Regions from separate parts of the Homo sapiens genome. Here region 2 is linked to region 1. A link is an interaction called in ENCODE POLR2A ChIA-PET data of the cell type or tissue named here. Cell type or tissue: HepG2. All regions are shown on one strand. Each heading gives the region's core, and the rest is flanking DNA. Links, peaks and the distances in the headings are about the cores only.

Region 1 (15,036 bases), core at 2,282-10,281:
GATTACCCGTTGCTGGCCCACCTTCTCGTTCTGCTTCCAGCAGGAGCTCATGGGTCCTGCTGAGTGAGAAGGAGCTTCTTTTTATCGTATCAGTCATTGCTTCCTGGTCCTTCTAGCTCATACATGCCTGAGATCAGACCAAAGGAAGTCCAGCTCTTGGTCCAGGTCTCTCCTTATGAGCTGCACTACCTCCTAGGAAAGAAATGAACTCAAGGGAGAGCAGGGAAGGGCCCACTGGAGTAAGGGTCTCACTGCAGTTCTTCAGTTAGCAGAACATTTCTGTGTAATGCATAGAAGGGACTTTATGTTTACAGATGTACTCACCCGACTCGGATGAGATCATGAGTCCTTTCCTCAGCAAGAGGACACCTTTTCCCATAATACAGTGCTACAAGCTGCGTCCCCCATAGTACGGCAGGAAGCGAGGCATCTTGGGGTTGGAGGTGTGCAGTACAATGTCATCAGAGGTGGGACAGGGCCCATCACAGGGCTTTCTTCCCTAGTCACGGAGCAAACACAGTCCCCATGGGATGGTAGAGATACAGGGAAGAGGCTGCAGCCATTGACAAGTGGGTGCGCTTTGCACCCACTGCCACGCCCTGCAATCTCCTCTTCCCCTGCCTCAGCTGTATCTTCCACAGTCCTCAGCCCTAGTGGAAGTGTCTTCAGATTTATATGGTGCTATTTACTGGCGCTCTGCCAATTAGTGACACTTTGAAATTCCCTTATATGACGCACTGCTGCTCTGACAATAAACAAGTCATTAGCTGGGTCGGAGGGCAGCTTCCAGCTGGTTTTGATTCATTGTTTCTGAACCGGCTCAAGAGGCTCATTAAGATGCAGGGTCTCCAGTCCAAGGCTTGGGAAACCCTGAAGCTAGAAGCAGATGGGGCTTCTGCACAGCTAGGTACTGGGTTGCTGTTCACCTGCCCTTCCCTTCTGATGCCCCATGAGACTCATCCCCCACCACTGTAGGGGATACTAATTGCCACCACAGTGTCACCCTCCTTTCATAAGATACAGACACAGGACAAAGGCCTCAGTAGGGAGTAGATGTGAAGGGACAGCAGGGAATGGTGAAAGGAGGCTGGGTGGAAAGGAGAGACCTGGGTGCTAGAGGAAGGAGCGGCACGGGAGAGCTAGAAACTCCAGTGGGTGATCTGGGGTGGGGAAAAGGTGGCGGACATCTGGGCGAGAGCCCAGCCCATTATGTCCAGTTCATGTTCTTCACTTGCAGCTCCAAAGGCTGTGAGACCTGGAAGGGATCTTGGACAGCACCCAGGCCAACCCCTCATCTCCATTTTACAGATACTCAAGAAAGACGAAGTGACTTCCCAGTTCACTCAGCTCATACATGCCTGAGATTAGACTAAAGGAGGTCCAGTTCTTGGTCCAGATCTCTCCTTATGACCTGCATTAGGTCCTAGGAAAGAAACAAGCTCCAGGGAGAGCAGGGGAGCATCCTGCTCCAGGCACGTGCTCACTGCTGCTGTTTCTCCTCTTCCCTGTGCTTGCAACCCCTCCTTCCATCATGCCTCATGCCCTTGCTGGCTTCTGGATTCTGCACGTATAAAGGAGTCCTGTTTGGGTCTAAGGATGTCGAGTATGTGAATGGCTAAATAAGAAGGCTCATTACAGAGCACCATGCTAGGCACTGTAGGAGAAAAAAAGTGCTTGACATTCATGACCTGGAATGGAAAGCACAGTGAAAAAATTACCACTAAGTAAACATAGAACGTAAAGTCTGAGTCGTGAGCTCCACCAGCTGAAGCCATGGTGCTATTCCATGAGGGACATCAGGATGGATGTAGCTCTAGGTGCTAGGCATTATGGTTTTGATGCTGCCCTGGGGGCAGGTGACATGATCTCTAGTTTATAAGAGGAAGATAGCTAAAATTGAGACCTATGCAAAGACTGGGACCCTGTAAGAGATATAACCTCAGACAAACCAGGATCAAAAAAATACCAATCACAGGCTTAGGGTAGGGACAGTTAATCTTATCCTGACTGGGACTCTAAATAGAAAAAAGTCTTCTGTGAGAAATAGAAGCTGCAGGCCTGAACCATATGTGACTACAGTGTCTGAATTTCCACTGCTGGAATTCCCAAGCTGAGAAATTAATATAAAAATAGATCCCAGACCAGTAAAACTCATGGTGTATCAAGAGAAGGAAATACACAGCTATTCAGGAGGAATGTGCCCCAGAGCAACAGCATTTCACAGCAAAATCTGATCCCCTTTGAAGTTGCCCAAACAATAAAAAAATTACAAACCCACATCAGGAAATGATATACTATTAGAGAAAGTCAGCAAACATATCAAACTAGTTTAGCATTCCAATAAATAAAACAATGTAACAATCTGAAAGAGACTTTAAAATAACTATGTTTAAAATGATTAAAAAGGTGAAAACATAGAAACATAAAGAAAATATAGGATATTTTGGAAGAAACAGGCAAATTTGTTAAAAAACAAGAACTTTCTAGAAATAAAAAATATAGTCATTGAATTAAAAGCTCAATAGATGTGTCAGACAGCAGATTAGATGAAGCTGAGCAGAGAATTAATGAACTGAAAGATAGATCAGAGGAAATTACAACAAATGTAGCATGGAAACAGGAGAGAGAAAAAATGTGGAGGAGAAGCCAAAAAGGCATAGAGGATAAAATGAGAGGATCCAAATTACCTTTACAGGGAGTTGCACAGGAGAAGAATATAGAGAAAGGGACATGGCAACGTTCAATTTTCCAGAACTGATGAAAGGACACTGTCCTCAGATTAAAGAAACATTGGGATTTCTGGGGGAAAATACATAAGAATAAACCCACAGAGATATGGTAGAGTGAAACTGGATTCAAGGAAATACAGCCAGTGTGTGGAGGGATTAAGGAGAAAGGAGAGGTTAAATTTGTCCAGGAATATCTGTGAAAGTCCATGGAAAACTGAGACTTGAAGGTCAAAGAAAATTTTAAGAGGTTGAAAATATGGTAAGGCTGATGAGATTTAAGAAATAGGAAGAAAATATGAGGTTTCAGGCTCTCTGATTAGTTTCTAAGTAGGTTTTAATGCAATTCGTTTTGAATTAAGTTACTCTTAAGACTCTGGATACCTATTTGTAAACTAAAGGTTTCAGGGGAAGCTCTCCTGGCCTGCACATTTATTTCAAACCTAGTCTCTGTTCTTCCCAGTTGGGTCCCCTGCCCTGTCCATGACTCTTCAGTCCTGGCTAGGCACAAGTCACCCAGCTGATCCTATTCCACTCGAAAAACCACTCGTAATCAACAAATTGCCCTTTGAGGCCTCCCCTTCCTGTTGGGGGCTGAGTTGAAATTGGACTATCCAACCTTCCTCCCTCTACCTGTGGTCCTTGGGGCAAAGAAAAACCCTGCTCTGAAGTGGACAGCAGGGGCATGCCCTACTGCATCTGTGCCTGGTTAGCAGTGTCAGTGGCTTCAGAGGAACAGAAAAACCTGGGCATGGTAATTGGCTCATGAAAGCTGCATGTTGCTGGAGCGGGCAGGAGGGTCTGGAGAGGAATGGGCTTAATGGGAAGCAAATGCTGCAGAAGAGCCTGTGCACACCCTCCCCCAATTCACGGCCATTAGCATTCCTCAGACACCTGCAGGCGCTTGGCCCTAGCTGGGCATGGGATGTGCCGGCTCCTCCCTGCTGGCGCACAGAACAGAAAGATGAAGTTTGGTTCTCATTAAGGGGGCAGGGGTGGATGCGAGACAGGAGAACTCTTTCTTGTATCTTTTAAGAGCACGTGCTTTTCTTTGGTTGTTGTCAAATTCTGCTTCACCTTATGGTTGTTTACGGGTTCAGAGAAAGAGCACTAGACTTTGGGTTGAGTACCAGATCATCCTTTCCTAGCTTTGCAACCATAGAAACAGCACCAAATCTCTCTGGTCCTCAGCCTCCTCCTGGTTAGGAATAATGAAGGGATAATTCCTACGAACAGGGTTATTTTGAAGAATAAATAAGGTAGACCATTTGAAGGCACCGGGCAGAGAGGTATTATGGAATGGACACTCAGAAAATTTGAGTTTCCTTTATCCCAGATCATAAGTACCTTTGGAGAAGGAATGGTGTCTTATTCATCTTTGTAACCCCCAAGGCGTCTGTTGTGGTGCCAGACACCCAGAGTAGAAGACTGAGTCAATGGGGGTGCAGTACCCCCGATGCTGAGCTCCCCCACCCTCTCACTGGGACAGGACAAAGGTCAGCTCAGAAGCCAGATGCCAAGAAGAAAAAAAGACCGGGTCCTTGAAGAGTCATTGAAATGGGCCTGGTGGCAAAGCAGCAAAGGGGCAGGATGTCTATGAGGCCACTTGAAGAACCTACTCCACCTGGGTGCTGGGGGACGTGGTCCTGCAGGAGGCCAAGGGGACTGCACCAACAGAGGGACCAGCCCTGTCCGGGGAGGGACGGCATCTCCCTCTCCTCCCATCCCACGCTTGCAGGTGCCGGCTTCCGGAGGGTGCCGTGGTCTCTGGGGCTGGCTCCCTTCAGCCGCAAAGACCTCTCTGGCGGAGGCTTCCATCCACCTGCTCTCCAGCTGCTGCTGGTAGAGGCTTGGTTGACTTAGGCATCTTCCACGCATCTTTAATCTGTCTTCACTCAGTGCCAAACATCTGCGGAGGGGATCTACTGGCTGTTTATTTTCTGTTTGTCTTGGGTGTGACACAATCTCTATTCTTCACTTTAATGGCTCTTCTCTTTATTATTATTGTCTCAACCCCTCTATTTATTTGCTTTCCCCGAACACCAACTACTTTCCCTCTGCTCTCCTGGACTGGCCAAGGCCCATGCCAGCCCTCCCTGCTTCCTCTCCTCCCAGCTCAGGGCCCTGCTCTCCTGGCTATGAGCCTCACTCAGACCAGATGTGGTTTCCTCCTCCTCTCCTCCTCCTCCCTCTCCCTGTCCCCCTGAGTTGCCAAGGGCTGCAGGGGGTCAGGGGAGCAGAGAGGTTCTCCACCCACATCCTGTCCTGCCCCCGCCGTCTACTTCCCTGCCCAGCTCTGTGGCCCACACTAAAGAGGGAAGGGAGTGCAGTGCATGCCAGGGTACTGTTTAGTCCCTGTGATGAGGGGTGCTGGCAGGACTCCTACCCCTGACAGTATGGTCAGTAGGGGGCCTTGGTCGCCTCTCTGCAACACAGCTGCACTGGAAGGATTTGGCACAGTCCATGCACACTCTAGATCACTGATGGTGTCAAGGCCCCTCGCTTCCATATTGCCCAATGAGCAATATTTTACAACTGTGCTTTTACATCTACTGTCCCTGCAACCTTCGCCACAGCCTGGATCCTCACCTCTTCATGCCAGAGGAGTCTGAGGTTCTAGCATCGCTCAGCTGATAAGAGGCCAAGTCAAGATTTGAATTTAAATCTGGTTTGATGTGAAGAATGGCCAATTGGCTTAAACACTGGGGCCCGACTTTCTTGACCTGGCCTGGTCTGACCTGTCCCAACACCTGGGAATAAACCTCTTTTGGTGAATAGAGTCTGGGTTTGGGGGCAGCAGCCAGCCTGGGACACTTTTCTGTTTCTGGAATTATTTCTACCTCTGGCCATAATGGGTCACTGAAATTTGACCCCTGGGATTTCAGTAGAAGTGATAGTTAGAGATAATATTATGGCTCTCACTGTGCAAAGAATATAGACTCTACAAGGATACGGAATGCAAGAGAAACTGAAGGTGAACTTATCAGAGGGGAGAGTTGTGGCAAAACTTCAGACTCAATACAAAATCACCAATCAACTGTTCAACCAGGAGCAAAGCCAGGCTTGGCGGGGTCTGAGCTTTTACAATTTGGTGGTGGTGGTGGGAACTCTTTTTAAGTAAAAGAATTCACAAGTATGAACACAAATGTACCAGGATTCCTCCCAGGGCCTTGCAAGGATCCTGTGCAAAAGCCATTAGCTTCCTGGAAAATCCAGCCCTGAATAGGGCTAAAGTGACTTCAGACTGAGCACCTAGGCAGATTTTCAGCTAAAGCTGTAGTTTGGGACCAACTAGGACAGTGGTTCTCAATTCTGGTGGGCCTAAAACTCACCTGGGGACATGTTCAAATGCAGACTGTGCTTTACCCCCAGAAATTCTGCTTTAGTGGCGGGTCTGGGGAGGGGACTTGAAGTCTGCATTTTTGACGAGACCTCCAGGGGATTCTGAAACTGGACAAGTGGGAACTAAACTCTTGAGAAACATGGGGCCAGAAGTGGTGGCTCACACCTATAATCCCAGCATTTGGAAGGCTTAGGCAGGTGGATCACTTGAGACCAGGAGTCTGAGACCAGCCTGGCCAACATGGCAAAACCCTATCTCTACAAAAAATTCAAAATTAGCTGAGTGTGGTGGTGTGTGCCTGTGGTTCCAGCTACTCGAGAGACTGAGGTGGGAGGATTGCCTGAGCCTGAGTCAAGCCTGCAGTGATCCGAGATCAAGCCACTGCACTTTAGACTCTGCTCTTTGAGACTCTGTCCAAAAAAAAGAAATAAAGGGAGAGAAAGAAAGAAAAGAAAGAAAGAAAAGAAAAGAAAGAAAGAAATCCAGTCCCCACACTGTCATGAGGAATTCAGGCTGGAGAACAGGAATGTTCACCAAAGTCAGACAGCAAACAGGGGTTGAAGGTATAGCTGGGATCGGGGTCCTGTCCCCAATTTCTCGTTCTTTCCTCTTGCCAGGCTGTCTCTGATCAGACTTCACTTCCTGAAGAAGGTGAGTTATTAGCGTGGGGGGGTTTGCAAAGGGGACATGAAACTGGGCTTTCTCTAGCAGCTTCCAGAAAGAAAGAAGTCCTGGGCTGCCTGGGACTCCTGAAAGGTGAGAGACCCCATGGCCCCAGAGGCAGGGCCTAGATCCCTGGGGAGGGAAACTTAATTGCTGGCAGGTGCTGTAGGAGTGGGGCTGGAGCCCCTCCCAAAGTGCAGTGTCCATGGGACTGCAGCTCAAATGCCTTCCAAAGCTCCCAGGTCAAAGGTCACCATCAAAGCATTCAACTGGCAAGGCACTCTCATTAAGTCAAATATTGACTTGTCTCAATATGAACTTTGTTTGTTTGTTTGCTTTGGCCAGAGGTCTAGTCTAAACATGTAAATGACTCATCTGCTGATTAATGAACCTCTTCCCAGGAGTCTCTTCCTAAGACCCCTTAGCGAGCAAGAAGGCCAGAGGCAGGTAGGGAGGACTGGAAGTTGTCTCATCACTGCTCTGAGGAACAGGGGGGACAGTGGAGAACAGTGGGAATGGGGAAGATAGAGAGGCCTGGACTGATGAGAGCCACGGTCCCTCTGGTGTCTGGGGAGCCCCTCTGCAGGGGGACGCTGCCGCCAATGTCCGCTCTCAGGCTTGGGCACTAGAGGTGCTCCGAGCCGGCTTCACGCTTCTTGGAGGCAACTCCATCAACCCCACCAGGTCTGGGTCCTGCGGGGCAGGTGACAGCCTGCAGTGTGGAGGAAGCCAGCTCCCTCCTTGGACTAAAGGGAGGAGGAAACTGCTCAGTTTCAAGAGGGCTGAGGAGCCCAATAGGCTTAGAGTGTTGGAATGAGCTGCGTTCTACTGGGGGCTCTTCATTGCACAACCCCAGGGGGTGCCATCCACACAGTGTTCTAGAGTTGCGTGGCAGTGTGGCCTGCTCCTGAGAGCCCCACTGCGCACTCCTGCCCTGTTTACAGCAAGAAAGGGCAGGGGCAGTAGGGAGGGAGGGAGGGAGGAAAGGAAGGGGAGGGAGGGAGGGAGGGAGGAAGACAGGAAAGGAAGGGAGGGAGGGAGGGAGGGAGGGAGGAAGGGGCGAGTCTTCCCTGAATGCCGCTGCGGGTCAGGCTGTGGGTGGGGGCGCTCAGGTGGGCAGTGAGCGATAGAGGCTGGGCTTGGCTGGGGTTGGGAGAGGGAGGCCGCCAGAGGAGGGCCGAGCCCCTTGAAAGCTGCTATTGTTTGAGGTCTATGCTCAGAGAAGCCCTGAGTAAAAAGAGCTTGTTAGAGAGGCCCAGGCTGGAGACAAGCTGCTCTCAGAGAGCCAGTGAACCGTGCGAAATGACTTAAACTAACATCCCTGACTGCACCGGGCCGGGACCCAGGAGTCAGGGCCGTGGGCTCATCAGAAATTCATAGAAGGTGCCCCGCAGCTCAGCTTTCTCTGGCCGCCTTGTTCATTGAGCGGTTTTTTCTTTCCAGTCCCGCGGCTCTGAAAGGGAGACAGGGGCTGCCTGATGGGGAAGATCAAGTGGCCTTTGAAAACCTCTCTCGGAGTTTATTAAACCCAGGGGCCAGGGCAGGCCAACCTGGAGGCCCAGCCAGGCCTGGCTCCGCCCACCCCGGGCTCCCCAGAGGGGACCTGGCCTGTTCTCATGTCCCAAACTTGGCAGGTCTGTGCAGAGGGATGAGGGGGTGGGGGAGCGGGATCCTGAGGAAGATGGGAGGAGGTGAGGGAAGGGGCTGAGCACGGGTGGAGACCTGTGGCCCCCACAGACGACAGGGCCTTCTCTCTCTGGGCCCCCAGGACACCCCCTGCTTCCTGCTGGAACTCGTCTCTCCAGGAGCTCTCCGAGTGTTTGTGCTCAAGGTACACAGAGAGGAGAGTGGGGGGAGGAAAGGACTAGGGGGTCTCTGGGCTGCATCACAGCTTCCTGACCAAGTAAGGGCAGGAACGACGCTGCTCAGAGGATGCCTCAAGTTTCCAGAAGTCCCTCAGAGAAGGAGAGGTGAATGACCTCACCTGCCAAGGCCCAGGGTGCTCACCCAATCCCCGTCCCAACACACATCCCAGAGGGACTGGCCTTCGAGGCAGCACCCAGAACAGGGGGCTGAAGTAGACCCCTGGCACAGAACACTTCCCCGAGACTGCCTGATGACCCGCGAGGCTGAGTCCCTGCCGAGGACAGCTACGGGGGAAGGAGCCTTCCACAAACACCCAAATGAAAGCCTTCTGGGTGCCAGACCCCATCCCAGACACTGGGTACACAGGGATGAGCAAAGCAGTGGGTGTGTCTTGTTCCTGAGAAGACATGGGACCCTCTGTCATCAACATGTGTGAGTTCTTTTTTTTTTTTTTTTTTTTTGAGATGGAGCCTCGCTCTGTTGCCCAGGCTGGAGTGCAATCGCGTGATCTTGGCTCACCACAACCTCTGCCTACCAGGTTCAAGTGATTCTCCTGCCTCAGCCTACCGAGTAGCTGGAAATACAGGTGTATTCCACCATGCCTGGCTAATTTTTGTATTTTTAGTAGAGACAGGGTTTCACTATTTTGACCAGGCTGGTCTTGAACTCCTGACTTCGTGATCCACCCACCTCGGCCTCCCAAAGTGCTAGGATTATAGACATGAGCCACTGCGCTCGGCCAACACGTGTGATTTCTAAACCCCGCTGAGCCACTTCCTAGCCAGGTGACCTCAGGCAGTAACTGTACTTCTCTGAGTCCCAGTCCTTAGGGTGGGTGCAGAGCTGGTGTAGGGAGGGCTGCTAATCCACATCAAACTATAGTAACTCCTTTACCAGTTTATATCCTGGGGATCTGAGGGAGATTTCTTCTGAAAAGGTAATTCTGCTTGTTTAAAAGGTTGAGGCCGGCACACCTGTAATCCCAGTGCTTTGGGAGGCTGAAGTGAGAGGATCGCTTGAGACCAGGAGTTCAAGACCAGCCTGGGCAACATAGTAACATTCCGTCTCTCCAGGCGCGGTGGCTCACACCTGTAATCCCAGCACTTTGGGAGGCTGAGGCAAGTGGATCACTTGAGCTCAGGAGTTCGAGACCAGCCTGGCCAACATGGTGAAACCCTATCCCTACTAAAAATACAAAAATTAGCCAGGCGTAGTAGCTGGTGCCTGTAATCCCAGCTACTCAGGAGGCTGAGGCAGGAGAATCACTTGAACCCAGGAGGCAGAGGTTGCAGTGAGCCGAGATCGTGCCACTGCATTCCAGCCTGGGTGACAGAGCAATGTCTGAAAAAAAAAAATTTCCATCTCTTCAAAAAATATATATATGGCCGGGTGCGGTGGCTCATACCTGTAATCCCAGCACTTTGGGACACTGAGGCGGGTGGATCACAAAGTTAGGAGATCAAGACCATCCTGGCTAACACAGTGAAACCCTGTCTCTACTGAAAATACAAAAAATTAGCCAGGCATGGTGGCGGGCGCCTGTAGTCCCGGCTACTTGGGAGGCTGAGGCAGGAGGATGGCGTGAACCTGGGAGGCAGAGCTTGCAGTGAGCTGAGATCGCACCACTGCACTCCAGCCTGTGCGACAGAGCGAGACTCTGTCTCAAAAACAAAACAACAACAACAACAACAAAATATATATATATATATATATATATATATATATATATATATATATATATATATATGTATGTATGGTGGTGGTGTGCACCTGAGTCCAAGCTACTCAGGCAGCTGAGGCAGGAGGATTGCTTGAGCCCCAGAGATTGAGGCTGTAGTGAGCTATGATCATACCACTGCACTCCAGCCTGGGAGACAGAGTAAGACCCTTTCTCTAAATGAATGAATGAATGACGTCTTTAACCGTCAACCAAATTCATATCCCTCCTACCTCGCCTGCATTCACATAAGTCTTTTAATCTTTTCTGCCTTGTTTCATTGACAGTGGCCCCTCCCAGATCATTCCTGGGCCATGATGTGCCTCCTTCTCCCTGAACCCTCACTGGATGCCTCCAGAGAGTTCCTCTTTCCCAGCCCAGCTTTGGATTTGGAATCCAGTTCTGTCTCAACCCCTTTTTAGACTTCCCCTTTCAACAAGTTCAAAGTCCTTTACAGTTTTTCCTGAGCATCTTTTTCTCACATATATTTTTAGAGAATAAACAGATGGGAAGGGTCTGAAGATACAAACTGAGTTGTGTATGGTAGCAGTCCCTGAACCTTGCATGGATGGCAAGGTGTGAGGAATGGCCCTATTCTTTGTAGGTTGTAAGCCTCTTTCTCTAGGGCCAAGGCAGCTAACAAGAAGTTTGAAGGCCTTATCCCCCCACTCCCCCCACACCCCCCCTATTTAAGGCCAGGCCTACTTGGCCTGTTAAAAATATGGCTAGTCCTAGATCCTTGACCTAGCAATCCCATTACTGGGTATATAACCAAAGGAGTATAAATCATTCTACTATAAAAACACATGCACACGTATGTTTATTACAGTACTATTCACAATAGCAAAGAGTTGGAACCAACCCAAATGCCCATCAATGATAGACTGGAGAAAGAAAATGTGGCACATATACACCATGGAATATTATGCAGCCATAAAAAAGGATGAGTTCATGTCCTTTGCAGGGACATGGATGAATCTAGAAACCATCATCCTCAGCAAAGTAACAAAGGAACAGAAAACCAAACACTGCATGTTCTCACTCATAAGTGGGGGTTGAACAATGAGAACACATGGACACAGGGAGGGGAACATCATACACCAGGGCCTGTCGGGGCAGGGATGGGGGGAAAGGGGAGGGAGAGCATTAGGACAAATACCTAATGCATGCGGGGCTTAAAGGTGCAGCAAACCACCATGGCACATGTATACCTATGTAACAAACCTGCATGTTCAGCACATGTATCCCAGAACTTAAAGTAAAATTAAAAAAAAAAAATATATATATATATAACAGGTGCCTTGTCCAACAGATCCAGGAGCCAGGAAGGATATTGGGATGGGGAGGGACAGTGGTATTCCTTTTAGCTGACATTCTTGGAGTCAGCCAACCAAATCTGGGCTAGCAGAGAGGTTTCAGCTAATGTACCAATTTGTCCAGATTGAGGGTAACTGCCTGGGCACTCTGTTTAGAAGGACCCCAAGACTGTGTTGTTGTCATTGTTCAGAGAGCGTTAATAACTAACTCATGGTGCCTGTCATGGGCACAAGCTGGACGCATGGCAGAACTTGTGGTGTGTGTGTGTCTCCCATTCCTGGACCAAATGAAAAGAGGGGAGAGTTACAATTCCTTATGCTGGTCATAATTTTTCCTTTGAACAAAAGAATGAGAACAAATGATTTGACAACAGCCCAGGTGATTTGAATTTGAGAACTATGCCCAAAAGTTGTTACATGTGTTCACTGCGGGTTTCTTTTGGGAATGGTCATTCTTCAAGCTGGTGGGGAATTCCAAAAGAAATTAAACCTTAGTGGCTTTCAAACTATTCTTTTTTTGTTGTTTTGTTTTGTTTTGAGATGGAGTCTTGCTCTATCGCCCAGGCTGGAGTGCAGTGGCACAATCTCGGCTCACTGCAAGCTCCATCTCCCGGGTTCACACCATTCTCCTGCCCCAGCCTCCCAAGTAGCTGGGACTACAGGCGCCCGCCACCACACCTGGCTAATTTTTTTGTATTTTTAGTACAGACGGGGTTTCACCGTGTTAGCCAGGATGGTCTCGATCTCCTGACCTTGTGATCTGCCTGCCTCAGCCTCCCAAAGTGCTGGGATTACAAGTGTGAGCCACCACGCCCAGCCTCAAACTATTCCTTTACAGGCTTACAATGGTAGGCTTTTCTTTCAAAGAAATCTTACACAATGCATAAACAAATACAACAGATAAAGCTGAGCTGCTCTGGTTGAAATGGGGCCTGGGCATCAGGATGCACTACCAGTGCACCTTGGGGCCTATTTGAAAGCTACTAGTCTATTCTACTCTCTGCTTTTACGGGGGCTATTTTTATTTTATTTTATCTTAATTTTTGTATTTTTGAGACAGGGTCTGGTTCTATCGCCCAGGCTGGAGTGCAGTGGTGCCATCACGGCTCACTGCAGCCTTGACCTCCTGGGCTCAAGTGATCCTCCCACCTCAGCCTCCCGAGTATCTGGGATTACAGGCAAGTACCACCTCTCCTGGCTAATTTTTTGTATTTTTAATAGAGACAGGGTTTGGCCATGTGTCCCAGGTTGGTCTCCAACTCCTGGGCTCAAGGGATCCAATTGCCTTGGCCTCCCAAACTGCTGGAATTACAGGTGTGAACCACCACACCTGGCCAAGGGGGGCTATTTCTAAATATTTTTTGTAGAAATGCAGGACTTGAGATCCAAGAAAATATGACTGAAATTGCATAAAGATCTTAGCAGCAGTGTTACCTTTACATACCTACACACCCCACCATGATTCTGAGCAGTATCCTCAAACTCGCTCATCCTCCCACTCCCAAGCCATGAATGACCCCTGCTGGCTTATTTATTTCTTTATTGTATTTTAAGATGTCTTCATCCAGGCAGTTCCCCCACCTTGCTGTGCACCCCTTGATAATCTTGTCACATTCCCCCTCCCTCTTCATGCTCACTGCTTAATGGGCATCCCATGCCCTGGTCATTCACCTGGGCTGCTCCTCGGTGCCACTGTGGCTCCTCCCACTTCCCCAGCACTTGGCCCCCTCCCCTTGCTCTATAGGTCCACAGTGTACCTCCGATTCTCTGCTAGTTGGATGGGGAGGATGCAGTAGTAGCTCAGGGCTCTCTGCTGCAGTTCCTGGACAGCTTCTAGCTCTATGCCCAAAGCCCACTCCAACCTTCCCCATGTCCTTTTTCTGAGCTGTTCCATGCCCTTTACACGTACTCGCTGTCTGGATGCACCATCGTCTGCTTCTCTTGCCCCTCCCCTGTGCTCGTGCCCACTCCACGCCCTGAGATCCCTTCTGTCCGAACTTTCTCTTCCATTCCATCTAAGAGCTTTGTGCATTTTAGTTTCTTCCCAGGAGTCTCCTTGGATTGAGAGAAAAGAAAGTCATTTTTCCCTATCCCTCAACCCATTCATCCTTGCTTAGCACAAAGCCAGCACCTCGTGCTGGGCATCCTGCCAGGCATAGTTTATTTTGTACTCGGGCGCTGAGCTCTGGTGTCTTCCTGATTTATTTTGTGGTCTGTGTGTCTGTCCTCTGCATCCATCTGCATAAGCATGGCTGTTTGAGGCTGCAGCCCCTTAGGCAGGCATTTAATAAAGCTGAGCATGACGAGAGAAATAAATGGCTGTATTTTGCAGAGCGCAGGAGGGCTGGTGCGCACCAGCCGGGCTGGGATGGTTGGGATAAGGAGGTGACTTGTATTTCAGGCTTCTCCTCCTTGATGGGAACTTCGGGCCTATGTGAGGGGAACTTCCCGGCTTCCACCCAAGCCTCCGCATCCTGGGTTGGGGTCAGCGATGCCAGCTTTCCTGACAGCCCTGTACTAACCTCCCCACCTACTACCTCCCCAAGAAACAGCAAGGGGCTGGCTGCGGTTCAGTGCCTGTCAACCAATTCAGTGGGAAGGAAACATTAAACACTCCAACACTGCTTATTGGAGCTGGGTAAACTCAGCACACCACAGTTTACTTTGCTGTCAGAAATCCCTTAGCTTACCACAGAGCAGAACCCCCAGAGGACCAGGACTCCCAATGTCCCCCCATTCCCCACCCGCCAGGAGAGAGCTTACCTCTCCCTCTTCCCAGCTGAGACCCTTCTGTGTCCCTTTCTGCACCTCTGCCCCGCCGCCCCCTCTAGCTCTCATGCCTTCATATTTCCCCTGCCTTACTCCTCCTTTCCACCCAGCTCAGCCCTGTCCTTCCTAAACCCTCCTTCAGGCTTGGTGTCTTTCAGTAGCCAAATAAATTTCAGAGCACGGAGATGGGAGCCAGCACAGATGAGGTCCAGGCATTTTTTAAGGGGTAGAGTGAGATCAGGAGTCACCCTGTTTCTTCCCTCCCCACCCAGACTCCACACAGCCCTGGGCTGTGAATCACTGATTCAAAAGGGCCATGAAGTTAGGCAAAGGTGCAGAACTGTTATGGGGCTGGAGGAACATGCAGGTGGCATGAGGGCCATTTGGGTGACAGCAAGAGGAAGCAGCGCTGCTCACTCCTTCTCCAGGTAGGTACTTTGAGGGGTTATGAATTAGGAATGTGGGTGTCATATATTTGGGACCTAGCTTTGCATGAACTTGAACTCAAATGTTCTTCAACATAACAGCTACAACCTCCCTGGGGGCCGCCCCTGACCCCCACCTCTCCTAAGAAATTTGCAGCCTGGGCCAAGGTTTTTCTCTTTGGCTCCGCTTGGAAGTGCAAACCTTGTGGAT
Region 2 (15,036 bases), core at 4,505-12,504, 60 kb after region 1:
AAGCGTACCTTGAACCTGACAGTGGCTGATGTGGCCGAGTGGTGAGCTCTGAGGTTAGATCACCTTAAGCCAAAATGTGAAGCAAAGGTTTTGAAGCCTTGGCTCATGGTGAAAGCAATTTGGGGGAAGTAGTGGGAGAGGAGGGCTCTACCACGTACCACCCACTGTGAGGCCTGGAGCAAGAACTTCTCTAACTTCTCCATCAGAAGTTAGCATAAGGGCTGGGCACCGTGGCTCATGCCTGTAATCCCAGCACTTTGGGAGGCTGAGGTGGGCAGATCACCTGAGGTCAGGAGTTCGAGATCAGCCTGGCCACGGTGGAGAAACCTGTCTCTACTGAAAATACAAAAATTAGGCTGGGCGCGGTGGCTCACGCCTGTAATCCCAGCACTTTGGGAGGCCGAGGTGGGCAGATCACAAGGTCAAGAGATCGAGATCATCCTGGCTAACACGGTGAAACCCCGTCTCTACTAAAAATACAAAAAATTAGCCAAGCATGGTGGCGGGCACCTGTAGTCCCAGCTACTCTGGAGGCTGAGGCAGGAGAATGGCGTGAACTCGGGAGGCGGAGCTTGCAGTGAGCCAAGATTGTGTCAATGCACTCCAGGCTGGGCAACGGAGCGAGACTCCATCTCAAAAAAAAAAAAAAAAAAAAAAAATTTGCTGGGTGTGGTGGCACATGCCTATAATCCTAGCTACTTGGGAGGCTGAGGCAGGAGAATCGCTTGAATCCTGAAGGTGGAGGTTGCAGTGAGCCAAGATCACGCCATTGCACCCAGCCTGGGTGACAGAGCGAGACTCCATCTGAAAAAAGAGAGAGAAGTTAGCATGAGGTGGAAGCCCCAGGCAGCGGCTTGAAACTGTACTCCAAGGAGGAATTCCTGCAACGTGGCCAGGGCTCCATTTCTTCATATTAGGCTTATGGGCCCAAAATATGTTTGAAAACTCCATTGGGTGTACTGAAAACAAGGCCAAATGGTGTGAGAGGAGGTCTGTGTATGAGAAGGGCTCAACGAGAAGGAAAAACATCTAGCGAGAATGAAAATGAAGTAGTCATTAGGACTGGTGATGGAATGACCCAGAAACAGATGATCAAGACCCTTCCAGTCTTGAAATGAAGGCCAAGGTGGGCGAAGAGCACAGGTTCAGGGTCGGATCTCCTGTTTTTTTGTTTGTTTGTTTATTTGTTTTTGTTGTTTTGTTTCGAGACAGAATCTCACTCTGTTGCCCAAGCTGGAGTGCAATGGCACGATCTCGGCTCACTGCAACCTCTGCCTCCCAAGTTCAAGCGATTCTCATGTCTAAGCCTCCCAAGCAGCTGGGATTACAGGTGCCCGCCACGACGCCCAGCTAATTTTTGTATTTTTAGTAGAGATCGGGTTTCACCATGTTGGCCAGGCTAGTCTTGAACTGCTGACCTCAGGTGATCCACCCTCCTCGGCCTCCCAAAGTGCTAGGATTACAGGCGTGAGCTACCGCAACCAGCAGATCTCCTGTTTTGAGTCCTGGATGCAACCATGTGTCTTTGGGGTGGCTCCTTTCTATGCTTCAGTTCCTTTATTTGCAAAGGGAGATTAAAAACTCTGTCCTTATCGGGCTCCATGTAGCTTAATTAGCAAATGCACATAGAGACAGAGACAGTAAGGTATTAACAGAAGGGTTGGGACACAGAAAAGTATAGTCAAGAGGAAAGGCAGAACCAGAGAGGAGCATGGAGAAATGTCAGATCCTAGGCACAGGCAGGGGAACATGTGTAGGTGTGGCCACCTCAAGGACCTTAAACACCAGCTTCCTCCCCTCACCCCAGATCTGTCTCCAGGACAGTGTTGTCAAAGTCACACTCACCCCAGGACAGACATGTGGCCTCCTGCGGGAAGGGTTCTGTTCTCCCTATCCTAGCGCTTTTTTTGTTTTTCTGAATGCTTCTATTTGCTAAACACTGTGCTGAGAGCTTCACATACATTATATTTTATAATCCTCACAATATCCCAGGAAGGCAGATAGGTATGATTTAGTAACTACATTTTACAGATGTGCACACTGCAGCAGTTACATAGCTAGTAATTGAAGCCAAAAATCGAACACAAGTCATTCCAGAACCCAATATTGTTACCATTAGAGGATTCTGCAAGTCCTCCTTCAGGCTGCCCTGGGGCGAGGGAAGGCTCCAAAGGAGAACCCCAAGCATTCACAGTGGCCTCAGCTAGTGTATGATGAGTTTCCATATGCTGAAAATAGTGTCTGGCAGATCATAAAAGCTTGGTAATTATGTATTTATTTTTATTATGATTACTATTATTCTTATATTGGGGCTGTTTCCTGGGAGGCAGTCTAGAACAGTGGAAGTTAAGTTCAAGTACTGGCTTGAACTCCTGGTTAAACATGCCAGATGATGTATACTCTTTAACTCCATTCTTCCTGAAACCCCATTAAAACTAAACTAAAGTGTATTAGTTAGGATTCTCTAGAGGGAAGGACTCATAGGATAGATGTAGATATGAAAAGGAGAATATTAAGGAGTATTGACTCACACGATTACAAGGTGAAGTCCCACAATAGGTCGTTTGCAAGCTGAGGAGCAAGGAAGCCAGTTCGAGTTCTAAAACCTTAAAAGTAGGGAAGCTGACAGTGCAACCTTCAGTCTGTGGCTGAAGGCCAAGAGCCCCTGGTGAACCACTGGTGTAACTCCATGAGTCCAAAAGCTGAAGAACTTGGAGTCCAATGTTTGAGGGCAGGAAGCATCCAGCATGGGAGAAGGATGAAGGCTGGAAGACTGATATTCAATATTAACCATCACATTAAAACACAACAAAAAATATTACAAACTCACAAAAACTACGGGAAAGGAGATAAGAGCAACACAATTCTGGAGGCTAGGAAGCACATTTGACAAGTACCATATTAATAAGTTGGACCTGTCTAAGCAGGCCTGAGAAAGTTCAATCCTAACTCAGACAGGAACATCCTACATTATATCTCAGAAGCCTCAAAGACTCAGGAATGAGCGATATAAGATTCTTCTAGAAAGGAGAGGGGCAAAATTGGCACTGAAAACAAGATTTGTTAAAAGGTTGCTCAAAAAGTGGGTAGATGCCATGTCCTCTCCCCTGCTCCACACTTCCATCCTACCAAAGGCTAGACCTCTGTTCTCTAGAGATGATAAAATAGTTTCAACAGTTTCAATGGGACAGGAGGCACAATTTGCGACACATGAAGACATGGAAGTTAAATGCCAGTTTAGACCACCAGCCTTCTTCCACTGAATGGTAAAAGTTAGGCTTATATTCTCTAACAGGAGATAAAGTTTCCCAGAGAAACTTTGTCAAATGACATCAAGAGTTTCCCAAGGGAATGGCCCAGCTAGATTACCTGCAGTGAAATCTACACTTGGCAAGCTCTGCCCATCCAGTGGTAAGTACTACCACACAGCTGTTTGGTACCCTGTTCATAAGCAGTCACTAAGAAGCACCAGGCGTTTGAAAAAAGCTTCTACCAGCAAAAGGCCGAACAAACAAACAGAAGACAACAAATCTTGGAGAAAACAAAGACTATGCATGGGGAAGAAAACTCTTATGTACTTAGAAAGTTGTAATATTGCATCTACAAAATCAAGAATGGGACGCTAATAAAAAAAATATTGGCCAGGCATGGTGGCTCACACTTATAATCAAAGCACTTTGGGAAGCCAAGATGGATCACTTGAGCCCAGAATTTTGAGACCAGCCTGGGCAACATGGTGAAGACCCATCGCTATGAAAAAATACAAAAATTAGCTGGACATGGTGCTGCGTGCCTGTAGTCCCAGTTACTTGGAGGGCTGAAGCAGGAGGATTTCTTGAGCCCGGGAGGTTGAGGCTGCAGTGGGCTGTGATCATACCACTGGACTCCAGCCTGGGCAGCAGAGTGAGACCCTGTCTCAAAAAAAAAGAATGGAATTACTGGGGAACAAAAAAGAACTCTTGGAAACTAAATATGATAGGATAAAGTTTTAACAATCAATAGATGATTGAAAAATAAGTGGAGGAAATTAATCAGAAAGTAGAGGTAAGAGTTAGGAGAGAAGAAAAAAGAGAATTATAAGATGCATTCAAGAAAATATTCAAATTACAGGAATTCCAAAAAGAGATAATAGAGAAAATAGAGGTTAAAAAAGTAAATTAGGCTGAACATGGCAGCTCACACCTGGAATCCCAGCACTTTAGGAGGCCAAGGTGGGAGGATCACTTGAGGCCAGGAGTTCGAGATCAGCCTGCTTAATATAGCAAGACCCCATCTCTAAAAAAATAAAAAATAAATTATCTAGGCATGGTGATGGATGCCTGGTGTCCTAGCTACTTGGGAGGATGAGGAAGGAGGATCGCTTGAGCCTAGGAGTTTGAGGCTGCTGTGAGCTATGATCATGCCACTGCACCCTAGCCTTAGTGACAGAGTGAGACTTCATCTCTAAAAAAATAAAAATAAATACAATTCAATCAATCAGCCAAGCAAAGTGGCTCATACCTGTAATCCCAGCACTTTGGGAGGCCAAGAGGGGAGGATTACTTGAGTCCAGGAGTTTGAGACCAGCCTGGGCAACATAGTGAGACCCTGTCTCTATTTTTAAAAAATATATCTAAAAAATCAACTGATCAAAGGTATAATTCATGAACATTTTCCTAGTCTTAGACGTGAGTTTCCAGAATGAAAGAGCCCATTAAGTGCCCAGAATAATCAATGAAGAAAACCAACACCCAAAGAAAGTAAATTATGACATTTCAGCATATTAGCAACAAAGAGAGGATCCTACAAGGTTCCGGAGAAAATAAACAAGTTTCATACCAAGGAATCAGAATAGCACTGGAAGCTAGAAGACAATGGAGAAAGGCCAGCTACTTCCGAGGTAGAATTTTCTACTCACCTAAACTCCCAATCAAATGTGAGGGCAGAATGGAGACATTTTCAGATATGTGCCATGTGTCCATATTTTGTCTGTCATGCACTGTCTCAGGATTCCACTGCAAAGGATATGCTCCACCAAGAAGGAAGACATGTCACCCAGCACAAAGAGGACCCCGAAACAAGGGAACGGGAAGCTCCAATAACATAGTAAAGGGAGATCTCAAGCCACCAGCTTTGTAACAGACCCTGGGAACAACCAGTGCAGACTGGCCCAGCCAGAAGATCCAGGGATGATCTCCTGGAGAAAACGAGGCAGATAGACTAAGTCATCTCAATATTTGAGGGAATTGAAACGAGATTACTCAATCTGGGGAGAGTTTGGGAATACACCAGCAATAAATATACAGAAAACTAAACAAACAAAACCAAACGATTTTTAACTCTAGGAGGAAAATTTCGCAGAGGGAAAATAATCATTGTACACTCACGACTTGGCTGTGGGTAGCGTTTATGTATTCATGATAAAGTAAATATTGAATGTTGATCTAATGAAAATTACGATCTAATTATACTCGGGAAATGGCCAGCTGAGTGGGGGCGGGAGCTGCGTGCGTCAGTGTGTGGCAACGGGATGTTTTGGCAACGGAGAGAGAAAGAAATCCTCCCCTTTCCTTTTTTTTTTTTGAGATGGTCTCCCTCTGTCGCCCAGGCTGGAGTGCAGTGGCGCAATCTCGGCTCACTGCAAGCTCCACCTCCTGGGCTCACGCCATTCTCCTGCCTCAGCCTCCCCAGTAGCTGGGACTACAGGCGCCCGCCACCATGCCTGGCTAATTTTTTGTATTTTTAGTAGAGATGGGGTTTCACCGTGTTAGCCAGGATGGTCTCGATCTCCTGACCTCGTGATCCGCCCCCCTCGGCCTCCCAAAGTGCTGCGATTACAGGCGTGAGCCACCGCGCCGGGCCTGAAATCCTCCCTTTTCCTAACGAGAAATAGACAAAGGCCTAACTTAAGAAAAATCTAGGAAATGGTTAACATTGGAAAATTAAGCAGTAGCGATATAAGCTTGCTATTTAGCAAAGAAAGTAAAGAATCCGTTCAAAAGAGTTGAGAAAAGGCTGGGCCTGGTGGCTCACGCCTGTAATCCTAGCACTTTGGGAGGCTGAGGTGAGTGGATCACTTGAGGTCAGGAGTTCAAGACCAGCCTGGCCAACATGGTGAAACCCCGTCTCTACTAAAAATACAAAAAAAATCAGCCGGGTGGGGTGGCGCGTGCTACTTGGGAGGCTGAGGCACGAGAATCACTTGAACTTGGGAGGCGGGTTGCTGTGAGCTGAGATCGTGTCACTGCACTACAGCCTGAGCAACAGAGGGAGACTCTGTCTCATAAAAGAAAAGAAAAGAAAAGAAAAGAAAAGAAAAGAAAAGAAAAGAAAGGGTTGAGAAGGTTACTCCTGAGGAGCAAGAATTGGTGGGGAGAGGGGGAGTGATGGAGGGGGCTGTTGCGTTTCTTATCAAGTCTTGCAGAACTCTTGGTGTCTTTAAACTATGTGCTTGAAAATTTCTGATTAAGAGAATGTGATAAAAGATACAAGGAGGAACAGGAGGAGGAGGAGGAAAAAAAGAGGGAGAGCCTAAGAGTCTAGTAGACTGAGCTCTCCTGTATGTTGGGCAAATTATTTAATTTCTATTATTTTCTTCTGCAAAAATGAATATAATAGTACATAACTTGCAGGATTCTTTTTGTCTCTAATATGTGGTAACCACATGTCACTACTGGTTATTGGAAACACAGACCAATCTACCAAAGGATAAACACTCAGGTCTTGGTTCCTCACTTCCACCTGGCTCATTAAACTGTTGGGAGATCCAGTGCAGTAACTAAGTCAAACCTCACATCCACTTGGAACTAGGCCAAATGTGACTTCAATAACACATCCAGCATGGTGCCCAGTGTTGACACTAGTATGCATGGAGGGTTGACTCCATGCTGGTCTCTGTGCTAAAGGCGTCACATGGGATTGTCCTCCATCGTAACCACAGAATGTTCTTAATTACCAGCACAGCTGCATACACTGGGGCAACAAACAAACAAAAACAACCGTCACAGTGCATGTGAGTAAGCACATCAGGGCAGGCCTGAGAGACGGGAAAGGCCAGAGGCAAGCACTCTCCCTTATGGTGTGAAGCTTAGTGTTTGCGTCTTGTCCACTTTCAGAAAAGATTAGTGAGGCCAGGCACGGTGGCTCACATCTGTAATCCCAGCACTTTGGGAGGCGGAGGCGGGTGGATCATCTGAGGTCAGAAGTTTGAGACCAGCCTGGCCAACATGGTGAAACCCTGTCTGTACAAAAATACAAAAAAAAATTAGCCAGGTGTGGTGGCAGGTGCCGGTAATCCCAGCTACTCGGGAGGCTGAGGTAGGGAGAATCTCTTGAACCCAGGAGGCAGAGGTTGCAGTAAGCCAAGATCGCATCATTGCACCCCAGCCTGGGCAACAGAGCAAGACTCTGTCTAAAAAAAAAAAAAAAATCAGTGATTGTGTAGCAAGAGTAAGCCAGGATTTAAAGACAGAAGATCTGGTTTCAGATCCCTACTTCACCTATTGGGCAAGTGTTTCTTGAGACTGCTTTCTTATTTTTAAATTAAAGCTAAAACAAGAATATGGACTTTATTATATGGTTATCATGAAACTTGAATGAATTTATACACACACATATAATTTACCACATAAAGAGTAGCTTTAGGCTGGGCGTGGTGGCTCACACCTGTAATCCCAGCACTTTGGGAGGCCGAGACAAGAGTACTGCTTGAGGCCAGGAATTCAAGACCAACCTAGGGAACATAGTGAGACTCTGTCTTTACAAAAAATTAGAAAAATTAGTTGGGCGTGGTGGCACACACATGTAGTTCCAGCTACTTAGAAGGCTGAAGCAGGCGGATCAATTGAGCCCAGGAATTAGAGGCTGCAGCAAGCTACGATTGCCACTACCCTCCAGCCTGGGTGACAGAGGGAGATCATCTCTCAAAAAAAATTGCTTATATATTAAAAATATGTAACATAGTATATAAATATATAACTACTATTTGAAAGAGTAGACATATAACAAATACACAATAAATATATAACTATATATAATAGAGTCTACATACAAGTTATATATAAAACTACTCTTTATATGATAAATTATACTCTTGTCGAATAAAAAACAAATCCAGACTTGGTAAGAGTAGACTTTTATCCAAAGAGAATTATTGCAAGGCTGGGGGAGGGGAAGGGACTATTGCAATAGGGAGAAGGCCCTGACCATCCTTCTGAAAGCTTCTTAGGAATAAGGCAGACAGGAATTTTTTTCCTTTCTAGGGAAGAGTAAACAAGGCTAGAAAGAAGCAGGTGTGGGGAAGGGGGTGGGTGATGGGGCAGCAGGGTCAGGCAGTGAGGCAGGGGCTGTTTGACCCAGAGGCCTGCCTCTTGTCAGGAAGGGCTGTTTGCTGGCTCAGGCTGAGGGTGCCCAAAGTCCAGGGGCCTTGAAAAAGAAACTCTTCAATGAAGTTTGGTTACAAGCATTTTGTCCCAATTGATCCGTGGAGACAAGCAGCTTAGCTAATCATTGATGAGGCAGAGCAAGGGACTCTGGAGGGTCTGTGACTGGCCTTGTCATAGGTAAAGTCTTAATCTAAGTCATTTGAGGAAGGGTGGGGTTCTTTGCCGTAAGCAGCTTGCTTTACATATTTTTGGGGGTTTAATTTGCAATATAAAATTCTAATAGACACTTTTCTCGCTATTATTTACTATGAAATATTTGGTTCCCGTTTTTAGTGGATTCACTGTAAGTGGCCATTTTCCGGGATCAATTGCCCTCCAATAATGAGAACCTTCTGCTCAGCCCCAAGAGCCTGAGACTCACGCCGGATGTCGCTGGCCATGAGCATGAAATTCCTTCAAATTCTCACATTTCATCTTAAAATATTTTTATAATCTATAATATACTTCTGATAAATTACTTGTTAAATTACTTAAAGTTTTCCCTAAAGGTCTTTAACCAAAAGGATCCTCTTTCTTAAGAGCCATTTTTATCCTGTGGCTTCACACACCCTGTGGCATATTGGATGTTTCCCTCAGGATATAGAAACTTTATTTGAAAAGCTTGGCCATAAAGAATGATCCAAATTACTTGGGCCTTGATGTTCAGAGGGGAATGTTGCCAGCCAACGACCATACACAGCCATAGAAAGATCTCAAAAATGTTCTCTTAGAATATCTAGCTTGGAGCAATGCTCTGATGGCTCTTTGAGGAAAGTTAATTGTAAATGTACTCTTGAATTGCTAGATTGATTTATAACTTTAAGTCTTTTTGAGCATGATTAGATATCTGAACCCAAGGTCCCCTGATTATACTCCTATGTCATGTCAAACAGAAGATGTATCCCATCTCCATTTAAAGAACTCCTCATTTGGTGATGAAAATCAGTTTCTTCATCTTCCTTTTTTTTTTGACAGGATCTCACTTTGTCTCCTAGGCTGGAGTGCAGTGGTGTGACCATAGCTCTCTGCAGCCTTGAACTCCTGGGCTCAAGCGATCCTCCCACCTCAGCCTCTCGAGTAGCTGTGGCTGACTACAGGCATGCACCACCATGACCAGCTATTTTTTTATTTTTATTTTTTGTAGAGATGGGTCTTACTAGATAATCATAGTTTCTTTTACTGTGCCTTTACTACATATCAGAAACAGGGCCAGCATTTTGCATGCATTATCTCTAACTCTCCTAACAGCCTGTAAGGAAGTTGTTACTATCTTCTTTTAACAAATGACAGAACAGAAAGGTTAAATGATTTTGCTAAGGCCACACAGCCAGAAGGTGGAGGTTATAAGGCTCATACCCTTCCCATTAAAGCAGAATACCTTAGGCTTCATACTTGGGTTAGGTTCATAGTATCAGTGACCAGAATGCCCCTTACCCCAACTTTTTCAAATACCGGTGGTCTCAACCAGGTTTTGGAGAGAAACCGGACAACAGCCAGTGCAAGGTTCAGCGCCTCGATAACAGTCCAACGCTCAGAAACTCTACTCTAACTGGAGGAAGACCCTCCAACTTCTTTTTGCTTTCTTCTTACTCACCTTTTAGGGGCAGCATTTAATGATATGGAATATTCTTTCTGTTACAGGAATAAAGTGAAGTAATTTGTATTTAATAAAATTGCGCACGCTCTCTTTTAACCCATTTTTTTCCCCAGGTCGATATTTTTACATGGGGAGCAATTGGAGTTTTCAAGCTCAGCCACTCCATTATTGATCATTGATTTACTATCTGTGGTTGTGAACGAATCTGTCTAAACCAATAGAAGATTGAGGGGGTTTTTTTGTTTTGTTTTTTGTTTGTTTTTCTTTTTTTTGAGACAGAGTTTTGCTCTTGTTGCCCAGGCTGGAGTGCATTGGTGCAATCTCGGCTCACCGCAACCTCTGCCTCCCAGGTTCAAGTGATTCTCCTGCCTCAGCCTCTCGAGTAGCTGGGATTACAGGCATGCACCACCACGCCCGGCTAATTTTTCTATTTTTAGTAGAGACGGGGTTTCTTCATGTTGGCTAGGCTGATCTCGAACTCCTAACCTCAAGTGATCTGCCCGCCTCGGCCTCCCAAAGTGCTGGGATTACAGGCATGAGCCACTGCACCCGGCCAGATTGAGGTTTTTTCCTCACCTCTCGTTGGCCTTGACAAAGGGGCCAGGAAGTGGACCACATATGAAGAGTATAGATCCCTAGTTGCTGATGTACATATAAAACACGCATTTTGATACTGCCATGAAAATCAAAGTCCACAGGAAGTATTTCCTGGCAGAAATGTCGTTATAAACATTTTCCAAATTTTTAAATTATAAAAGTATTATAAAAACTCTAAACCAGAATGTCATTCTTTTTCTTTTTTTTTTTTTAGATGGAGGCTCACTCTGTCGCCCAGGCTGGAGTGTGGTGGCGCGATCTTGGCTCGCTGCAACCTCTGTGTCCTGGGGCTGCTCCTGCTAGGGTGTCACCATGGGTCCCCAAGCTGATGTGATGCTGTCAGCATCCTGTCGGCACCTCCTTGGCCTGTACCATTTCGGGGCATGCTGGCTGACATTCCGACTGCCAGCTTCTATATCACTTGCCTGAGGCCTTTCTTTGCCTGCTGCAGCCTGCTTTGCCCACATATGTGGTAAACCAGACACACCGGGGAATTCATGCTCCTAGAGCAGCCCTCAACCATTGATTGATGGGAGTTGGTATATATGCCCCAGCTCCCTCCCCGCCTCAGGTAGGATGATTCAGAGGCTGTTCAACACTCCCAGAATTCCTCAGTGGGGATGAGCTTTAATTCCCTTAGTAGGAACTAGCTTGGTAACACACCTTTTTGGGGGCCTTTTTTCCTTTCCTGTCTCACTTGCCCACTCTCCTACTAGTGTTTACTGGGATCAAACAAATGACTTGTATTTGAATCCCTTTCTCCAGGTCTGCTTCTAGGGGAACCCAAACTAAAATGGATGGGTTATGCTTAGATCAAACTAAAGTGATACAAGACCATTCTTTTGGGCCATTTTATCTTGTACCCTCATCAACGGAGTCTTATTACTGTAGGGTGTCAACTAAAGACATTGCCAATCCTGTTACTCAGCACTGCCTATACGAATTTCATTGTGAGAAATTTCTTCTAAAACTTACAGCTGGAAAAAATTTTGCTTAGCCTGACACGCTGGTATATTTCCTTCATTCTGGTAAAGAGAATTAGATTCCAGACATCTGTCTGTCTGTCTCCTTTTTTTCCTCTCTCTTTTCCTCTCCAGATTTGCCTTCAGGGAAGCTCAGAAGCCAATCTGGAGTCCAATAACAGCAAATATGCAGGACTTTATCCCCCGTGTATGTGTGTTTCTCTTCCCTAGTCTTGATTTCATTTCGTGTATATTTTCTGTGATCCTAGTTATTCATTCTTATTTGGACTTACTCCTGCTTTAGTGCATGCATCTCTTTGCAAGCCGCCAATACTCTGTGGAACTAGTGGCCATGTGAATAAGGTGTTTAAGAAGCACTTCTTTAATGAATTATATTTGGATGCTAACTGTGCAAAGATATTGTTATGAAACTAGAGAAGTATGAGTCTCCCCTCCAGAGCACCTTCTCACCTTGTAGGACAGTGCTTTTTCAACTCTCTGGTTTCTGTAATTGTCTCCTTGGATGAAATCTTACATGGAAGATATGGCAAGTCAATAAAAAGAAGCTGTTCTGGTTGAGATGTGTGAGTGAGGGGATAGGAAATCCTTTCACTCAGCTTGGGAATCCTCTTCCGCTACACCCCCTACACCCTGTCTTTTGGTCCCCCAGGCACCAGCTTCTAAACTTGAGGTCTTTGTAGAGCACTGGTTGACAAACAGCTTTAGAGACACAAGCAGGGTGTGGGCCTTTGATGCCAGGGCAGTGCTGGGGACAGCAGCTGCGCACGGAGCTGTTCTGCCGCCACCCAGGAAAGGGGGCGCTCACTGCTGCAGGCTGTCTACCCACCGGACAGGGCTGTTCTCCCCAAGTTTGCCTTATCACAGGCGCTGACCTATAGGTCAAGAAGCAGCCTCGGCTGGGCACGGTGACTCACGCCTGTAATCCCAGCACTTTGGAAGGCCGAGGTGGGCGGATCACAAGGTCAGGAGTTCGAGACCATCCTGGCTAACATGGGGAAACCCTGTCTCTACTAAAAACACAAAAATTAGCTGGGCGTGGTGGCGTGTGCCTGTAGTCCCAGCTACTCAGGAGGCTAAGGCAGGAGAATCACTTGAACCCAGGAGGCAGAGGTTGCTGTGAGCCAAGATCATGCCACTGCACTCCAGCCGGGCAACAGAATGAGACTCTGTCTCAAAAAAAAAAGAAGCAGCCTCAGGGCAGTTTCCTCCCCAGCCCACTCTGTGTCACTCCATAGCTCGCTGGGCCCTCTTCTGGCCCTCTTGACACCTCCTCAAGTCCCCTCCTCAAGCCTGGTGCGGATGGGCAGGAGCAGGCTGGGACAGAGGTGAAGATCCAGGGGCTGGCTCGGCAGGAGAGGCAGGTGTGTGAGGAGACAGACCTCTGGCTCTGCCTCTTTTTCTGGAAGCTATCGGTTCTAAGCTTAGACACCAATGCACCCCCCACCCCCAGCCCGCACTGTTTGTCTAATAAGGAAACCTTTTTGACCTAGCCAGTTAAAAGTCCCGGCCCTTCACCTCATTACTGCCAAGGCCAGAACTAAAGAGGTGAAAGCTGGCAGCCTTGGGCTGCCTTCAACTTGGCAACTGGCCCTCAGGGTCTGTGTCTCGAAGTCCCAGCCTTTCAATAGGGCTGTGTTTTCAATCCTGCTTACACAAAGCCGCACGGTCTCCCTCCTGGGCCTGAGCGCGCCATTCTCATCTTTCTATGGGGGATTAAGGGCTGCTCTCTTGTTTGAGTGTCACTCTGCCTTTGAACCACTGTGGCTTCATCTGGTTTCAGGCTCAGCTTCCTGCCAGGAAGTGGATTTACCTCTGATTTGCTGTTACTCTCTCTGCAGGATGATGCTGAGGGGAGTGAGTTCCTTTCTCCCCAGACACCACCACCAGCTCCCCGCTTCCACTCCCCTCCACGGCTCTCCAGCTTGAGCCCTTGACATAGCTCCCAGCTCCCTCCTCTTCTGGTGGAATTCTCCTCTCACACAGGGAAAGCGGAGACTCTAAAGATAGGGGAGCCCCAGGCTGGCTCACTGGGGTTGCGGGGGAGGTTGGAGGTGAGGGAGCTGGAGCTGGAGCTGCCTGAGAGACTGAATGTGCACCTGCTGGGGCTGTGGAGGAAGGTCCTGGATTGAGTCAGGGCTGCTTTGGGTCTCTCTGGGGTGGCAGCCTGGAGCTATTCTCTCTCTTCCTGAAAACTCCAGAAAAGAGTTGAGACAGATGCTTCTTCCCTGGATGCTAAGCTTAGACTGGAAACCAGATCTCTTGAATACAAACCTAGAGACATTTTTACCTTCTCCGTGGAGAGTGTGTGTGTGTGTGTGTGTGTGCGTGTAAGAGATAGATAGAGAGACAGAGAGAAAGAGAGAGAGACAGAGGTAGGAAGGAGAACAAAAGTCAGGTGATTTTAGGTACACTGACATCCAGGCAGAGGAAGAAGATTCTTCCTGGAGGGGAGCCAGTTGCTCTACTCTAACAGAGATCAAGAGAAATATCAAAGTATAATTAGGTCGGCGTCGGACTCCATGTGCTGAAAGCAGTAGTTCGGTGGCCCACAAAATAACCTAGGTTTTATTAATGATTGGGGGAGGGTGAGTTGTGGTGGTGAGAATCCACAGTGGCCCCTATTTCTGGAAATGCAGCTCAGGGGTCTGTGGGTGGAGTTGTTCCTGGATTCTTTCTAGATCTCAGGGGAGAGAAGCTAAAGAGCAGGGTGATCTTGCCCTGGGAGAGAGATACCATCTCTGGATGAAGACAGGTGTGTTTTCTTGTTTGCTTGTTTTGTTTTATGTGCCATCCTCCTACATTACCAGTTAGAAGAGAAAACTGCACTCCAAAACTGGGAGTGAAGAGTCTGAGGGGCACTGAGACTGAGCCAGGTGCGCATGGGTGTAGCGGGGACTGATGGAGAAAGGCTCCAAACATTCTTACGGGAGGAGGAGGATGGTGTAATACAGCTAAATGCCAATGGCAAAAGAGCTGAAAGGGGGGTGTAGCTCAAGCGGACAGAGGCAAAGAGAGAGCCCTTGGCCGGCGCCTGCAAACACCACCCTCCAGGGCCTGGCCCTCCCCTGTGTGCCCTGTTGTGGGCCTCAAAGGGTGCTGGCCCAGGCCCTGTCTGCCATTCCCTTCACAAAGCCGGGGTTGTGTTCTTGGCAGGGCTGGGCCTCCCCGCCATTGAGGTCCCGGCTGGGGCTGCCTGCCCTGGGAGCCTCCCTTCCCAGCCAGAGGCCCTCGATTTGTCCAAGTGCCAATACCTAATGAGGAGCTCATTTGAATCCATGCAAAGTACCAGGGAGCAAGGAGGCATGCTAATTAAAGTGATTGCTGTTCTTTAATTAAGCAATAATTCCCCCAAGGAGGGCATTATCATGCAAATAGAGCCCTCTTGGGTGAGGTAAGGGCTTTGGGCAACAGCTGAGGTCTGTTAATAAGGCCCCTGGGCATCGGAGGGCAGGCATCC

Evidence for each region. ChIA-PET counts read pairs that join two places held together with the same protein. Peaks named below come from ENCODE experiments on the same cell type or tissue, not always from the same donor. Only the 100,000 strongest peaks of a DNase experiment are listed, where the experiment ranks them.
Region 2: POLR2A ChIA-PET joins it to region 1 with 10 read pairs; 4 of 35 experiments call an interaction of 5 or more read pairs at or near these places.

The regions. Positions count from the first base shown.
Region 1 is chr11:126,139,911-126,154,946 of GRCh38, reverse strand. It overlaps LOC105369591, which reads left to right and starts at 14,304. Exons shown (of 4, transcript XM_017018656.2): 1 at 14,304-14,828. The coding sequence starts at 14,602. RefSeq lists a cis regulatory region at 6,972-6,985 and enhancers at 6,906-7,050, 6,738-7,384, 7,385-8,032. In HepG2, for the core only: a CTCF peak has its summit at 5,125 (motif pointing right); DNase peaks (open chromatin) are centred at 6,986 and 7,946; H3K4me3 peaks cover 1,908 bases.
Region 2 is chr11:126,082,524-126,097,559 of GRCh38, reverse strand. No RefSeq gene overlaps it. Among named protein-coding and RNA genes, the nearest start is that of CDON, 27 kb to the right of the region's middle. In HepG2, for the core only: a CTCF peak has its summit at 12,385; DNase peaks (open chromatin) are centred at 5,499 and 8,429; H3K4me3 peaks cover 314 bases.